Regions from separate parts of the Homo sapiens genome. Here region 1 is linked to region 2. A link is an interaction called in ENCODE POLR2A ChIA-PET data of the cell type or tissue named here. Cell type or tissue: PC-9. All regions are shown on one strand. Links, peaks and the distances in the headings refer to the core of each region. The heading gives the core; the rest is flanking DNA.

Region 1 (8,348 bases), core at 77-8,076, 170 kb before region 2:
TTGAGGAAATTTGTGACTGTTTTTAACCACTACAGTTCAGCAGAAATTATGCAAAATAATTGTCCAAAGTAGGGACAGAAAAAACCAAGAAGCTGAAAAGACCATGGATGTCAGGTGGAATAAACATTCACTCCCAGAGCCCCAAGCTGCCAGGTGAAAAGCCTAACTATCCTGAGGCTCAGAAGGTATGAGGAAGAGGCCATGCCGTGTGGAGAGCCCAGGTGTAAGGTGTTAAAGTTGACAGTCTCAGCTGCAGCCAGCCTTCAAGTCATTCCAGCCCAGGCAAGATCTATAAATGAAGAAGCCTCCAGATAATTCCTGCCCAGTACAATCAAGTCAGCTGGAGCTGCTACACTGTGGAGCACAGATAAACCACACCTGCCTTGCGATGTCCAAGTTTCTGACCCATAGAATCTGTGAGCATGATGAAATGGTGGTGTTACCTGCCGCTAGGTTTTGAGATGATTTGTTACATAGCAAAAATAATCAGAAGAGTCTTTCAAGGCTGACCACAAATTAATGTAATGTAATGTCAACGAAACTTTTTGTGTTAACACGGAATTGTGACTGAAGCCACAAAGCTGACAAAGTGAGGTGTTATAAGTGTATCAACTCTCATTAGAGCTGCCCAAAATAGGGCCAGCCAAGAGCAGCAGCACAATGGACCATTGTGCAATCACACCAGCCCCCAATGTATTTGACAGGACACTTATTTTGCAAATCTTCATTTATCGTTAAGTATAAACAGGTGTTTACCTCACCTTCAATGGTCAACAACCTAAGGTGACTTAAAAAAAAATACTGATACCAAGTCCCTCCCCAGATGGATTGAATCAGAGCTACTTAGGGTGGAGCCAAAAGGCTTGTTTTTTAAAGCTTCCCAGGTAATTCTAATATGTGTGTAGTCGGGTATGAGAACGATTGCAAGCAAAAGCAGCTGAGGGACGCTGTCCAAGGAGTAGGCTCAGTAGCACGAACTGCAAATACTTGAGAAGGGAAAAGTTCAGCCTTGTGCTGGAAAGTGGTTTAGCATGCTGGAGCTGGTTTTCTGCTTGGTAGCCCTACAACTTTGGCCCAACTACTTGGCCTCTGGGACTCAGATTCCTCCTCTTTAAAATGGTGCTAATAATAGCACCCACCCTCTGTGAGGAGGATGCTGTGAGGACAAAATGAGATCATCCACATAAGCCGTGAACCCTGTTCCTGGTAAGGTAAGTGCTCAGTAAATGAGCTGCTATTAGTACAAGGTTATGTTGGAAATTTATGATGAAGTACTGCCATATAATGAAGTTCTTTTTAGTTTTTCAAACATTTCATGAATGTACCTTATTTCAGCTATAGTTAGTATCCAAACAACTTTGCTAGATTGATCCACTTTTTATCAGATTTTTCTTGATATCAGGAAAAGCTGTGCTTTGCCTGAGCAACCACTTTTTCATTTTTTATTTTTTCTTAATTTGGATGCAATGAATCTTGCGGTCAATTTGTCTCTTTGCTTTGGCATTAGAAAACTAAACTGACCCAAATCTCATAACTGAATAAAACTGGCTATATTGGTCTCTCCTTGTTTTTTCCGTTCCTCCTTAAAACCTCAGCTTTGATTTTATACTTTCATGCAACATGTACATCTTTTTAGAAGGTGACTCAAGCACTTGGTAGGATGGGACCAAGGTAAGTTATCTGTATTAGGAGAGTTTTTCTATGATGAGGTCCAGACTAATAGGCAACTGGTTAATTGAAAAATGTGGTTAAAGCAGGGAGTCCTTAAAACATGTATACACACCTTAAATTTTTTTAACTTAAAACATACAAATGTGCATCTTTTAATTGATCTTTTGGTATACAGGTTGTTACAAGTCCTTGTCTTTAGAAAAGGATCTACTGCTAGAACTTGTCACTGTGTTTCTTGTATCTCCCACACCTGAAATTCATCAACTACTATAACCACTTTTTAAAATAGAATGAGAACTGAGACACTTTTAAAGAGTGTAGAATCTTCCTAGAATGTTAATATATTCCTCCCGAATCTTTAACAATTTTCTTGCCCACATCGAATTCAAAAACATTTTTAATTACTTCCATTGTCAAAATATTTTAATACTTTTAACCAAATTTTCATAGGAGCAGTAAATTTCTTGTTGCATTTCATTTGTAATATTTTTATTCTCAGGTTTGGGACAAATAAATTGAATCTCAGGACACAACTCAACTGGTGGAAACAAAAGAGCTTGAGGCTGTCCATTAGCCTATTTGTTGTGAATGTCCATGTTCTGTCACTTTGGTCTGTATGTTTTGGACAGAGTGGGGAGTTTTGTATAAGTGGTTGATATAGAAAAATAGCGACATGAATAGGCCCATGTAAAAATACATAGCTAAACTTAGCAATGAGAACATTCAGAGGTATCCAAATATACAAGTATGTAGAGGAACACGAGTGGATGACCATGGGTTAGTACATCTGTGTAGATGGCTGTGTGCACATGTGCCCATGCTTTCCCATAAATGATTGTTTTTATTCTCTTCCTCTCATAATATTGCTCTTGGAAAGATCTGACAGTACCTTTCATTTGGTTGCCATTTTCAGAATGAATGTAACTTTAGTTTTTACATTGGTTCCATGTAGTTCAAAAGTTGTTTCCTAAACTGATGTTTACTGTTCTTTAATATTTCTGGGAATATTTTAGATGTTTGTCCAAATCTAAAAAAATTATAACACAGCATGCTTGGGAGAGCACACACATTTTATTGGTAAGAAACATTCTTTCCCTTCATGACTGTCTTTTAAAATTTCCTGATTATTGTGCCTCAATTATAGAGGAAACATTCTTGACTTGGGGGATTAGCTTCATAAACTCATGAATCTCCTGAATATGGTAGGTAGATTTAACACTGAGCAATGAAAACTACTAAATATTAAAGGAAAAGTGAAAGTTGTACCTCGTCTGCAGCCAACTGTGATAGGTAGCAACTTTGTCACCTGAGGCTCTCTAGAACACTCAGAAAAGGAGATTTGTTCTTCCCAGGGTGATAAGGAAGGGTCCTAGTGATGGGTGTAAAATTCTTTTCAGGTGCACAATAAAAAGCATTAAGGCAAAAGCTTTTATCTGATTACCATTAAGTAAATCAGGGATTTCTGTAGAAACTTACATTTCAGGTGTATCTTAAATATGATAATTGGGCCGGGCATGGTGGCTCACTCCTGTAATCCCAGCACTTTGGGAGGCCGAGGTGGGCGGATCACGAGGTCAGGAGATAGAGACCATCCTGGCTAACACGGTGAAAACCCATCTCTACTAAAAAATAAATAAATAAATATATATGTGTATATATATATATATATACACATATATATATACGTATATATATATACACACATATATATATACATATATATATACACATATATATATACACTTATATATATATATACGTGTATATATATATGTATACAGAAAATTATCTGGGCATGGTGGTGGGTGCCTGTAGTCCCAGCTATTCGGCAGTCTGAGGCAGGAGAATGGCGTGAACCTGGGAGGCGGAGATTACAGTGAGCCGAGATTGTGCCACTGCACTCCAGCCTGGGCGACAGAGCGAGACTCCATCTCAAAAAAAAAGGAGTACAAATTGTCCAGTTTAAATAAGGTAATTTAAAAGAAAGTAACTTTCCCAAGATTACCAAATAATGAAGCACAGAGAAACCTGCTTGGGTCCTTCCCTTCTCTTTATCTTTATTTTATCTTTATTCTTTAGGTCCCTTTATGGGTCCACCTCTGCCTATCTTAATGATTAACTATACAAGCTGAAAAAAATTATAGAAATATATTAATAACTGATTTAACCATATTAAGTTCAATTACAAAGTTCAGCTGGTCTCTCAGCTCTGGGTGTGACCACAGATCACAAAGTTCTGAGAACGGCTGGGAAGCATGTCTAATAGATTGTGCTTTTCTATTAATCACACAGCTCTTAGTTCTGGGGTTTTATGATAAATCCTAAGGTTTATCCCAAACTACTTTCTTCCAATGCAGCTTTTGGTATATGAATATTCTATGGGTAGTATATTTTCATTAATAATGTCTATTAAGTATAAGTTAGAATACATGTCCCTAAATACTTTAAACATGTGGAGAAATGTTAAATCTTTAGGCAAATTACATACAGAATAGTCAATCATCTTTATTGTTCTTCCCCAGAGACCAAGGGATTAATAAGATATTAAATGGCCAATTTTAAGTATTGTGTTAAGGCAAAGTTGATTATAGTTCACAGAAGGAATGTTAGCAAGATGCGTAATTAAACATTATTTGGGTCACAGCCTAATAGTCATGGATTGAAGAGTGATAGTGACCTAATCTTGAAGTCTTAGAATTTAAAGCATGAAAACACTTAACAGCATTACTCTCTCAAGTGTGGTTATTGCCTCCCAAGAAGTGCACAGGAGAATCTACTGGAGTACACGAGTTAATACCAGAACTTAGAAATGTAAGTTTACATTGTATATGAAGAGGAAACAAGACAAACTTTACTTGATCCACTCTTCAACACCAATGCTATGGTTCATAGTGCATCCCTGAAGTCACAAGACATAGACTGCTTGTGAGGTGCTCCAAGGACAGGAAGGGAGCTCTACAGCCCAGAGTAGAGCGATAGAAGCATCTGTAGTCATTCATTACCTTCTAAAATTTAGAGACCCATTGCAGTTTACCTATGAAAAATTTTTGTTTCAATATTCTTCTAGATGTCAGGATAATTTTTTCTTGATTTTACTAATAAACTTCATTGCTTTTGTTTATATTCTAAGAATTTTATTCACTTAGTTCTGTAATAAGTCTGAAGACAAAATAGTTTAAGAGTCTGTACTTTATGTTTTATTGAAATGTTCCAAAATGTCATTACAACTTGCAGTTTAAAATGGTATATTTGAGCTTCATCAACCTTTAAAATAAATGTCATATCTTGAGTTTGAGCTTCTCTTCTGCATCTCTAAAATATATTTTAGAGAATTTAAAATATCATTGTCCCATCTTCCAAAGTCTGAAAAACTTTGCAATGGATAGACCATCTCATTAAATTAGATCATTTAAAGAAAAATCCAATTTGATGTGTGTATTTAAAATACTGCGCCTTTGAGACAAACCTGGAAAATATATATATAAATATAGAACTGTTGAAAAGGTATGCGAATAGTCCACAACTTCAGGGTGTCCTGGAGGTGAGTCCTCATCTCATGAGACTTAGATAATGAGCTGCTCACAGACATATTCCGTGTACTTACTAAAAAAGAATGCTGTCTATATCTTTCATTACAGCTCTACTGTCAAAAGACTATGAATGTTGTCAGTTGTTCATTGTCAAGGTACAATGTCCAGAACTTCTTTGTTGAGTAAAGTCAAGTAAAGTCATAGCCTTCAGTTGGCAAAAAATGGTAAAAATTACTCCTAGGTTGTCTATTTTACTACTTGCACACAATAATCAATTGACTGGTGTTTGTCATATCCAAGGCAGAATCTGCAATAATGGACTCATATTCGATGTTTGTTTATATCACTTAATGAGACAGCCAAGTGTGAAGGGGTTCCTGGAAAAATTCCAACCAGCCCGTGCAGTGGAAAGTGTGCACGTTGGGGTGGAGCCACAGAAGTTTGTGCCATTTGCAGCAGGGAGGAGCTTGGCCCTTCCTCTCTCCTGGGAGGAACCTGGGATTCAATCTGCGAGGCAGGAAGGATATACTAGCAGGACTCACTCTGCTGAGGGTACCTGTTTCCCCTTTTCTTCCTTTTTGCCCAATAAATTGCATTTTCTCAACCTTGAAAGTATCTGCAAGCCTCATACTTTATGGCAATGTGACAAGTACCCCATTTTTAGCTGAACTAGGTAGAAAATCCTACAACATTTTGTTCATGTTTTCCAATTTTCTTGATTAATTCCCATAAGTAGTTGTGTGTATAAGTTACCACTGTTTTTTGAATCCTGACTTTTTACTAGCAATCTTGCAAAAATAGATCCAAATCAGCAATTCATTTAATGATTATGTGATTTCCATGAGATTTCCTTTGAGGAAAACCATATTTTTATCATGCCTTTTGAAGAGCAACCATTTTTATATAAAAATAACTACAAAGATCATTTTTTAGCACTTGAAGATAATACCAAATGCTCTATTTATTATTCAAGATGCTTGTCTGATGGATTTTTATTTTATTTATGTGTAATCCAAGCAAACATGGTGTTCTTTATCATCTGTCCTACCAAGACTTCAGAGGTCCTTTTGTCTATAGAAAGCCCATATCTGTCTGTTTTATTAACTACTTTAACCCGTAAACTTGTAACAGCTTCAGAGAGGTTAAGAACTTTTGTTTTTTGTTTTTGTTTTTGTTTTACAATAGAAGTATCTAAAAGAAAACTGAGTAGATAAAAATATTTAATATAAATATTCTTGTAAACTTTCCATTTTAATTAGTTTCCACACAGTGAGCCCCTTTTAACACTGAACATATTCTGCTTTTCATTAAATGGTAAAGTCGAATAGAACTTCAGAGATCAGATAAATCCTAAAAATCCCTTAGGCAGAGCCAAATTAAAGCAAAATTTTACAGAAAGTGATTCCTCCCCACCCCACCGAAACATCCATTCCTCCTGCTCCTATATCCCCCAAGGTATACTTAATCCAAATCCCACACATATTTAATTTCAATTTTGTGGTGTAATTGCTCATAAAAATTTAGCTCAGTAGAGGTCAAAGCCTCTCCCTTCTTTTGTCAAAGTGTGTTAACTTTGTATTACTTACAACAGAATAGCTCCCTTTTCCATAGACCTTCTATATCTTTAGTGAATTAACCTGCCGTGTAGTTCAAATCATGTATCTCTATATTGCCACAGCAAAGAATCAGTGTTTAGAGATCAAGTCAAATCAATTTAAATACAAATAAATGAGAATAACGATACAGCACGATTACAAATGAATGTTTTCCTTTGGATCATTTATTACCATCTTATCAGAAAATAGACCAAAGACCAAAGTGCTTATTTCAGTGGGAAGAAATGTGATGATTCAGTGAGTTGCTCCCTACAGAATCAATAGAAAGCAGATGTCTTATTCACATACCCCTGACAATCTTGCAGTAAGTGCTGGTGCCTAGAAACTCTGTTTGTAAGATCATGTATAGCATGTCTGCATCTAAATGAGGATTTGTGTTACTGGAAATCATACATGAGGGATTGCTGCCCCACCCCCATTTCAACACTAGGTAAGCGGGATACATTTTGTCTATCATAACTCATTAGAGACAGAGTCTTGTTATGTTGCCCAAGCCGGCTCAAGCAATACTCCTGCTTTAGCCTCCCAAGAGGCTGTGACTACAGGCAAATGCCACTGTGCCCAACTTGTTTATTGTAACTTTGAGTCCAAATAAACTTGCCCTGATTTATGCACTGCTTTAATGTTACTACACCTAGCTTCTGTAATAAATATGCAACTCTAAGCTATTCTTATGCTTCCATGGAATATCTTACCTTGGTCAAATTAATTGCTTCCCAACTTAATCACTGAGAAAACAGAAAAAATAGAGGGCCAAGATAAGAATGACATATGAAATAGACTGTTTTAATCATGAAGTTGACAGAATGAGCCCTACTGGTTTTCTAAATTAAGGCCTTATCTTTGTTACTGTGAGCAATCATTTTGGGAAACTGCCATCTAAAGTACATGGATGAAAGCAATATTTTATTACTTATATTAACTTTTATTTCCTATTAAAAATTAATCCATGTCAATTATAGAAAAATAAGAATATTACAGTTAAGCAAATACAAGAAAATACACAGTAATCTGTAATCCCACCAGTAGGAAATAACCATGATTAGTTAGCATTCTGATACACAGGCTTCTAGACATTACAAACTCCTTAACCTAAGGGCTTTGTGCTACTGTTTCCTCTGCTTAAGATGTTCCACAGATCTGCATGTGGCTTCTTAATTCAGGCCTCAATTCAAATGTCACCTCTGAGGATACGCCTTCCCTGACAAGCCCAGACAAAGCAAGCCCCAGCCCATCTTCCCAGTCATTTTCTAGCACATTACCCTATTTTATCTTCTCTATATCCCTTAGCGGTACCTGCGATTCATTTGTTAGTGTTCATAGTATGTTTCTCTCCACTTCTGTCACCTCTTGTCTCCAGAACCTATAACAACATCAGGCACATTTTTGTTTTTTAGGAAATATTTGTTAGCCTGTTGACTGAAACTGACATACCCATGAGCATTTTTTTTCTGTCAGTAAATATTTTCCCAGAACATCTATTGGTGGCTATATCCAGTTGCTACATGTGTATAGGTATATGATGTCATAA
Region 2 (8,348 bases), core at 37-8,036:
ACAGTGTCTACTTCCAAAGCAAAGGATAGTCAATGACTAAGGATTGCAATGTAAATATCGAAATTTTCTAAAAAGAGGGCTCCCCTACCCCACAATACTGAGCGTTCGCTGCAGGGATTAAGGAAGGTTGGCATACATGGAGAATGGATCTTCCCTATTATGCATGTCCCCCTCGCCAAGCCATTGGCCTAGCTGCTCAGGATTGTTTGAAAACTTAGGATTCCAGGTGGAATTCGCCCCTAGTCAATTTGGAACAAGTAAACAGAAAACCAACATTCCTGTGGTACTCTGCTTAACAAATATACTCAACAGGAGTGTTTGTGTGTGAAGAATGTGGAAAGAAAATAAGCAATAGTCACTTAGGAAACATATGGTTCTGAAAAACACAGGAACCATTCCATTTCCCCACATTTACCAGGCCTCAAATGTACACACACACACACACACACACACACACACACACACACACATATATATATTTCCAGAGAAATCTTTAGTTGGTAATAAGGCCATTTGAAGAAGCAGGCCCGAATGAAGGAGGTCCCATTCCTGACTTGCAGGAGATCCTTGGGACTCACAGTTAGACCCGGTAGGATCATGTTACCAATAAGATTTTTCTGTGGCACCTCAAGGTGAAGTTCTTTGAGTATTGAGAATGTGCTGCTAAGAAAGGGAAGCAAAAGAGTGCACAAAGCAGTAGCCAAGGACACAATCAAACTTCGCCTAGTTTCCTATTCTCCACTGCCTGGCCCAAACACTGATATACAGCTAGTTTGGTTGTAAATAAGTCTTTCTCAAAAGGCTCAATCCAAATCAACCATTGTAGCCAGAAACTCTATCTAAATGTAAGTCTTCCAAAATATTTTCCACATATAAAACATTTACTTCAAATATTCAAGTTTCTACTCAAGTCAGCTATAATGAACTGTGATGATGTCTTCCTGAGTAATCTTCAAAACCCAGGATTCTTAAACGACAGGATTAAATCTCTTCCAGTGTTGTTCTTCTAAGGCAAAATGCTTTTGGATTTCTCATTACAGACAACTGTTTTTACTTATAATCCCATGTAAATGTAAAAATACTTTTTATTATCCATGAGGATGTGTGTTTTAGATTCATGTAATTTTTTGAGAGATGCTAGAAGAATATCAAAACTATGATATTTCTCTTAGACCTCATAACCTTGAAAATTCCCAAATGATATTTCTTAAGGTGCTTTGAGAATTACAGACTCCTTAAGGTTAGTCCCTAACAACACACTGGGAAGCTTGCTAGGGGAGCATATGTGTAACTCCTAGTGAAACAGGAAGAAGAAGGATTACTGTGTCTTTGAGCCCACTGCCCCAGGGTAGATTGTCCTACCTTGGGAGGATATGTCTTCTGTTGTGTTTTTCAGGGGAGAAAGTGCAGAGGGATGAAGGAAGAAAGACTGTTGCTGAAAAGATTCAGGAAAGAGAATAGATGTTTTCACAATACCGTTAGAAGTAAGACCGAGTGATTATCAGGGGAGCCAACTTATTCACCTGCTCAATATGGTGATGAACAGAGAGAATGCTCACCTTATCTGCCAAGAAAGCCAACATTTTTCCCTGCCAAGTTTGAAGAGTAGAATTAAACTCATTAAGCTTTTCTAGATCCCACTTGTATCTCATTCTGATTTTTCTTTCTAGCTTAGATAATGTGACTTTAAAAAAAAAATGAACTGTTTTATTAATTTAATGTGACCTTGACAGCTCTGTGTAGATTGGAAAAAGAGCCTAAAGGAAAGCCTAGTTCTGCTCACTCTAAAGAAAACAGTGACTTTAGGAAAGAAGATGGAGTAGTGGGGAAGAGTCAGGTCCCTGGAAGGTTTTACTTTACAGGCTTCTCTGCTCCTTAATTGGATCTGAGCCTTGTAGCCCCTTGAGAACACTGAGGTAGAAATCGGAAGGGTGCTCAGTGGCTTGGACCATGGCATAAAGGAAGAAAAAAAAAAGAAAAGAAAAAAAACACACATATACACAAACATAGATGCCCAGACTAAAAAAGTAGCCAAATAAGAAAGCCACATAAATGTCTAAACCATCCAAATCACAAGATGATCACAAGTCACCACTTCAGGGTTTCCATCTACTACCAAAACAAGCATATGTATGAATCCATTGATAACATATCCTTTGACCCCCTGCTCTGGTAGAGTGTTACATCTTAAGAATTACTTTTAGCTGATGTCTTCTTTCCTCTGCTATAACTTGATATTGTACACTCTCACACTCGCTCTCTCTCTCCCTCTCCAGCTTTTTCAGAACAAAAAAAAAAAACTTTAATTCTGTTATTTAAAAGACTTACAGTTTTGGAAGAGTCTCCAAACCTAGCACTAACCATCAATTCTTGGTTCTTACCATCAGAACCATCCTCCCCTCTAAAGTGGCAGTAGCCCTGGCCAACTTTGCCTATCAGTGCTGCCTCCATAGAATTCTGCCTTGATGCGGGCACACCATGTATGTGTCTGTTTCAGCAACAAGAATTCATTTAATCAGAAAGTTTGAAAAGTTGAATATTCTAGTTAACTTTCTGAGAAACGATTTCAAACCTATAAAGTTATGTTTCTTCAAAACATACTACTTTCTGGCTGCAATTTGAGGATAACAAATTTGCCTAGGTTTCTGTAAGTGATAAGAATCTAGCAAGAATCTAAATAGATGTCAGGCTTTACGGGTTAAGTGGTATTTAACTACATTGCCTTGCTTCTCTGTAAATGGAGATCATCAGTATTTTAAGATTAAATGAGATGTATGCCATGTCCTGGTGCAGGATCTGAAATCTAGTAGGTACTCAATATATATTACTTTATGTTAACTTAGTTCTTCCTTTGTATTTAACTCTAATTTCTTTTCTACTTTTTCTCTTTAGGGTTAAAGGCAGCTCCATTTACAGAGTATGACTCTTATCTGGATGGGATTTGGGCTGTCTTCTATCTTATCCTTCATGTGGTTTATTTTTTGTTATGGAATCTTTTAATGTCAGATGTTGCTAGGCAATCTTTTCTGGCTTGATTAATTTAGTTCTAGTACAAACAAAAATATATCCAAATCTCCACTAATGTTGTTTCTCTTCCAAAATAAATATGTTCTACTTTTGTGTCAAATGGCTTTTATGATGTGGTTCCAGACCTTCACAGGGCTGTGGGTGATCATAAACTTAGTAGTTTAACTATTTCACCATTCATTGTTAATATAAATCCATGGAGAACAAATAATAAGAAGTGATGAAGTACTGCTAAAATAAACCCTCCATATTAATTGGATAGGAAAGCACATGAGTTTCAAATTGTAAGCAGACAAAAAAAGAGGTGTGATTTCGTTTTGGAATTCATTCTGAATCTATATAGTATGGGGAAAATGTGACCTTTAATTTCCAAGGAAACTCTGATATGCCATAAGGTGGGCAGCACATAGTAACAGGTTCCTACAATTATTTAGGTGAATAATCTTGAGGTCTGAAAAATCTACACAACTTTTAAAAGTTAGCAAAGGAAAGCCTGAACTGCTTTAAATTACTATTCACCAAAGGGAAACTAAAATATTCTGGCTTAAAAATTCCGGCTAAGAGTGTTGGCTTTAGATCTTTTAATATTTAATTTTGAAATGTTTTCTGATTTTCTGGTTCCTGATATCTAATTTTATTTGTACAGGCTGTGGAATATTGCCAGGATCATTGCTTTTGGTATTTAAAAAAAAAAAAAAAAGAACACTATTCAAGGGAACAGCATTCAGAACAATCTTCTCTTATCCAAGGCTAATTTCCAGAGTAGCTTTCTGTAAGATTGTACCGTATTTTAGAGCTACATTAAAATGTCAGAGGACTCTATGGACTGTTTGATGCTGATGGAGTTACACTTTCAGAAATACTCACTGTGCTGGACAGAAGAGCCACAGCGCTGAGAACTACACTGCTTTTGTTATTAACAGGAGTGTAAGAGGGGAATTCAGTAAAAAGGGCTAGCATCCAAGTTCACAGTGGATCTTTTCTTCCATTGAAATTATGGATTATAATCAATGGCTTAGAAGGAACGAGGTTGGTGAATCTCACAGAAGAGTTTTTGAGATACTTTTATTACACAAAAAAGCTTTTGAATGAGGCAATAAGCCTTCAAATGGAATGGCCTCCCTCAGATATTTTACTCATTTCCAGTTAGTCCTCAAAAATGAACAATGCTTCTAACTGAACAATCACAGTATTTCAACACACCCAAGGCAAACTGGGGAGGAAGAGCTGAATTATGATGAAAGCCTGTACTATTGTGACCTTTCCCATGACCATAATTGATGGATGTGCCCCTGAAACACTTTGCAGAGCTGTTGATATATTTAGAAGTGTGCCTGTGACTCATTATGCTCATAGTATGGCAATAAATGACTATGAAGGCCAACTCAGTGCCCAAGGATATGGTTCTTTCATGTAGAATCATCGTCTGTAGAATATACAGTTGGGTCCTTTTGGGAATTGTGCAAGCTAGGCTCAGAGCTCTGTAAGCCCAGCTTTATTTTTTATCAGAATCAATATCAAATAGTTAATATCAAAATGTTTCAGCATCCATTCTGGTATGAATAAAAATGAAATGCTACAAATATTTTACTTAAAAGCTTATGCCGACTTTGGTTTCTCCTGGGATGTACAAATGAGGAAAGAATGTCACTCCTACCCTATCAATCAGAAAAAGCTAGCTATACTACAAATCTTAATTTTTCTTGAGCCTAGAGAAGTGAAGTTTTAGGCTAATTAGATACCTAAGAAAAGACAGGTGTCTTCAAGAAGAAAGAGAACATGAGCATGGACTTACTAATGAGAGCAGAAGGAAGACAGGGCTGGCTGTCATACAAGTAAGTAAGACAAGTTCCATTAAAATTTAATACATTCTTAAAGTCTAAGAGTAGGCCACTATGAGAATACAGAACTTCTGGAAATTTCAGACAGAAGGGAAATCTGTACCATCTCAATCTTCTCCATGATTATTTAATAACAAAACAGAGCCCCTCTGCCTACTAGAGTAGCAGAAGCTAAATGATAGGCAATAGCAGCCTATCACTGTGGCAGTGACAAGAATAGAGACAAACCATCTCCAAAATACGGGTGCACAGAGAAGGTCTAATGATGAGGTGGTACAGTAATATTAATAAAAACCGATTGCAGACCCCACCCTGAACACAAGGTAATGATGGAGGAATTTGAAGTCAGAGATACAGTGAATAAAGCCATAGTAACAACACAACCCAAATCTGGCTCAACTTTTTTGTAGAATGACCTAATACCCCAAAATGACAGCCTAGCAGAGATGGGTGCGCCCATTCCAGGCATAAATACTAGTTTCTTGCTGTGCTGTTCTACACATATCTGGCATTCAGTGAAAAATTATGAGGCACACACAAACAAGGACAAAACAACACACTTATAAGAGAAAAAACAATGAACAAAGCCAGAGATGGCCTGTATAATGAGCCATAACATAGCAAATTTAAAATTAATATGACATGTTAAAAAGTCTAGCCAAAAAAGTAGCCAACGTGCATGAACAGATGTTGATTTTCATAAGAGTTAAAAATGAAAAGAGTCAAATGGAAAGTCTAGAAACAAGTACAAAGAAACAGAAATGAAGACTGCCCTGAATTATCACTTAGGCAGACACAGTGCTGAAGGAAAAAAAAAAATCAGTAAACTTGAAAATAGGTCAACAGAAATTACCCAAACTGAAACACAGAGAGAAGGATAGTGGCTGAAACAGGAGAGAGTGTACAAGGGTGCTATGATCTGAATGGATTCCCTCCCAAATTAGCTGTTTCCAATGTGATAGTATTAAGAGGTGGGGCCTTTGAGGTGATTAGGCCACAAAAGCCTCTCCCTCATGAATGAGATCACCCGCCCTTATAAAAGGGTTTAATGGAGGGAGTTTGTTCCTCTGTTGTCCTTCCACCTCCCACCACACGAGGACACAGCATTCCCTCCCTCAGGAGGATATAGCCCTCAGACGCCACATGCCAGTCTCTTTACCTTGGACTTCCACCCTCTGGAACTGTGAGAAATTTCTGTTCTTTATAAATTAGCCAGTCTGTGGTATTCTGTTATGGCAGCACAAATGGACTAAGACAATGGGCTATGTACCAAGTGGTCCAGCATACACCAGCTGAAATCCCAGGAGATGAGAGAGAGAATAGGACAAAATAAATATTTGAAGAAATAGTGGTCAAGAATTTTCCAACAATATTAATAAAACATCAAATCATAAGTCCCAGAAGCTCAGAGGTTTAAGGCAAGTAAAGCACACACACACACACACACACACACACACACACACACACACACACACACACACACACATCATATATAAGGTGTGGAAAAGTAAAAAGAAAAAGAAAATCTTAAAAACAGCCATAGAAAAAAGGCACATTACTTAAAGGTAAGTTTACAGAAAGGTAAAATTGACAATAGATTTCTCATTAGAAAGTACTAGAGTAAGAAGACATGATAGAAGAGGGAGGAAAAATCTAAGGCTGAGTGCGGTGGCTGATGCCTGTAGTCCCAAGCACTTTGGGAGACTGAGGCGGGTAGATCACTTGAGTCCAGGGGATCAAGACTAGCCTGGGCAACATGGCAAAACCTTCTCTCTACAAAAATTTTTTAAAAAAGAAAATTAGCCAGGCCTGGTAGTATGCGCCTGTAGTTCTAGCTACTTGGGGAGCTGAGGTGGGAGGATCACTTGAGCCCAGGAGGAAAAAATCCTTGCAACTGAGAATTCTATACTCAATGAAAATAGCCTTCAAAACAGAAAGCATATTAAAGACTTTCATACAAAAAAGAAAATTCATTACCAACAGCCATGTACTATAAACTGTTAAAGAAAGTTCTTCAGGCAGGAAGAAAATGACACAAGCCAGAAACTTGGATTTACACAAAGAATTAAAGATCTTTGAAACTGGTTAAAATAAAGACGAACAAAAGGCTTTTTCCCATTTTAATTACTCTAAAAGAAAATTGACTTTTGAAAGCAACTGTAATACACATTTATTGTGTATGTAGAGGACATATAAAAGTAAAATCTATAGCAACATGAGCTCAAAGTCTGGGAGGTGGAGTTGGAAATATACTGTTGTAAAGTTCTTACACTATTCACGAAGAGGTAGACTACATGAATGTAGACTGAAATTAATTAGAGATATATATATGGCAAATGCTAGCCAATGAGATGAAAAACATTTTAGAAAGCCAATAGTGGAAATAATATAATGAAACAAATAATAAGTCAATAGTGGAAATAAAATGGAAATGAAAAATACTTAATTCAATATATAATAAAAGAAAAAGAGAAGATAGAGTAGAAAACAGCAAGATTGTATGTTTTAATCCAACCATAATGGTAATTATATTACAATTATATTGAAATGGTCAATACAAACTAATTATAAAATAAAGATAGATTTAAAAAGAAAAAGAACAAGATGCAAATGCATTCAATTGACAATAAGCTCATTTTAATTCTAATGACAAAAAGGTAAAAATAAGTATATGGGGAAAGATATACTATGCAAAAACACTAATCCAAAAAAAAGTTGCAGTGACTACATTAATGTCACATAACGTGGATTTCAGAACAAGGAATATTTTTAGGGAAAAAGTGATATTATATAATGTCAAACGGGTCAATACACAAAGAAGACTTAACAATGCAAAGGCAGGGGTGCCTAATGACAAAGATATGACAAGCAAAATGAAAGAGGAGACCTAGAAGTAGAAATGGACAAATCCAACATTACGGTTGGAAACTTAAATACTTTTCTCTTCCTTTTTCTGTAATAAAACAAATAGAAAGAGAACCAATAAGTCTGTAGAACCTTAGCAAAACTAGCAACCAACTTCTGTGAGCTCACTGGTATTTACAAAAACCACCAAACAGCACCCATTCTTTTGCACAAGGAACATTCAACAAGACAGGTCTCATTCTGGACCATGAAGCAAATCTCAACCTTTGTATCAATCTCAAATCTTTGTATGTAAAATCATACAAACTGTATTCTATTATACTAAAAAAAGTTAATCTAGAAATGGATAACAAAAACATATTAGAAATTCTCACTTATTTGGAAATTAAGCAGCAGAATTATATGTAACTCATGAATTAAAGAGTCAAAAAGGAAATTAGAAAATATTTTTCTTTGAAATAAAGTAAGAATACAGTGTAAAAAGATTTGTGGAAAACAGCAAAATCAGTGAGTCAAGGAAAAAGTATAGCCTTAAATATACTGAAGAGAAGAAAGGACCCTCAAAATATGTACAACTATGATACATTAATTTTCCAAAAAGATAAAAATGGGAAA

Evidence for each region. Peaks named below come from ENCODE experiments on the same cell type or tissue, not always from the same donor. Only the 100,000 strongest peaks of a DNase experiment are listed, where the experiment ranks them.
Region 1: POLR2A ChIA-PET joins it to region 2 with 10 read pairs; 4 of 35 experiments call an interaction of 5 or more read pairs at or near these places.

What each region holds. Positions count from the first base shown.
Region 1 is chr7:17,373,845-17,382,192 of GRCh38, forward strand. It overlaps LINC02888 (long intergenic non-protein coding RNA 2888), which reads left to right and starts at 1,073. Exons shown (of 3, transcript NR_110015.1): 1 at 1,073-1,211. In PC-9, for the core only: no CTCF peak of the experiment used is centred there; no DNase peak of the experiment used is centred there.
Region 2 is chr7:17,542,507-17,550,854 of GRCh38, forward strand. All of the region lies in intron 1 of LINC02889 (long intergenic non-protein coding RNA 2889), which reads right to left. Among named protein-coding and RNA genes, the nearest start is that of LINC02889, 12 kb to the right of the region's middle. RefSeq lists a silencer at 4,139-4,433. In PC-9, for the core only: no CTCF peak of the experiment used is centred there; a DNase peak (open chromatin) is centred at 4,305.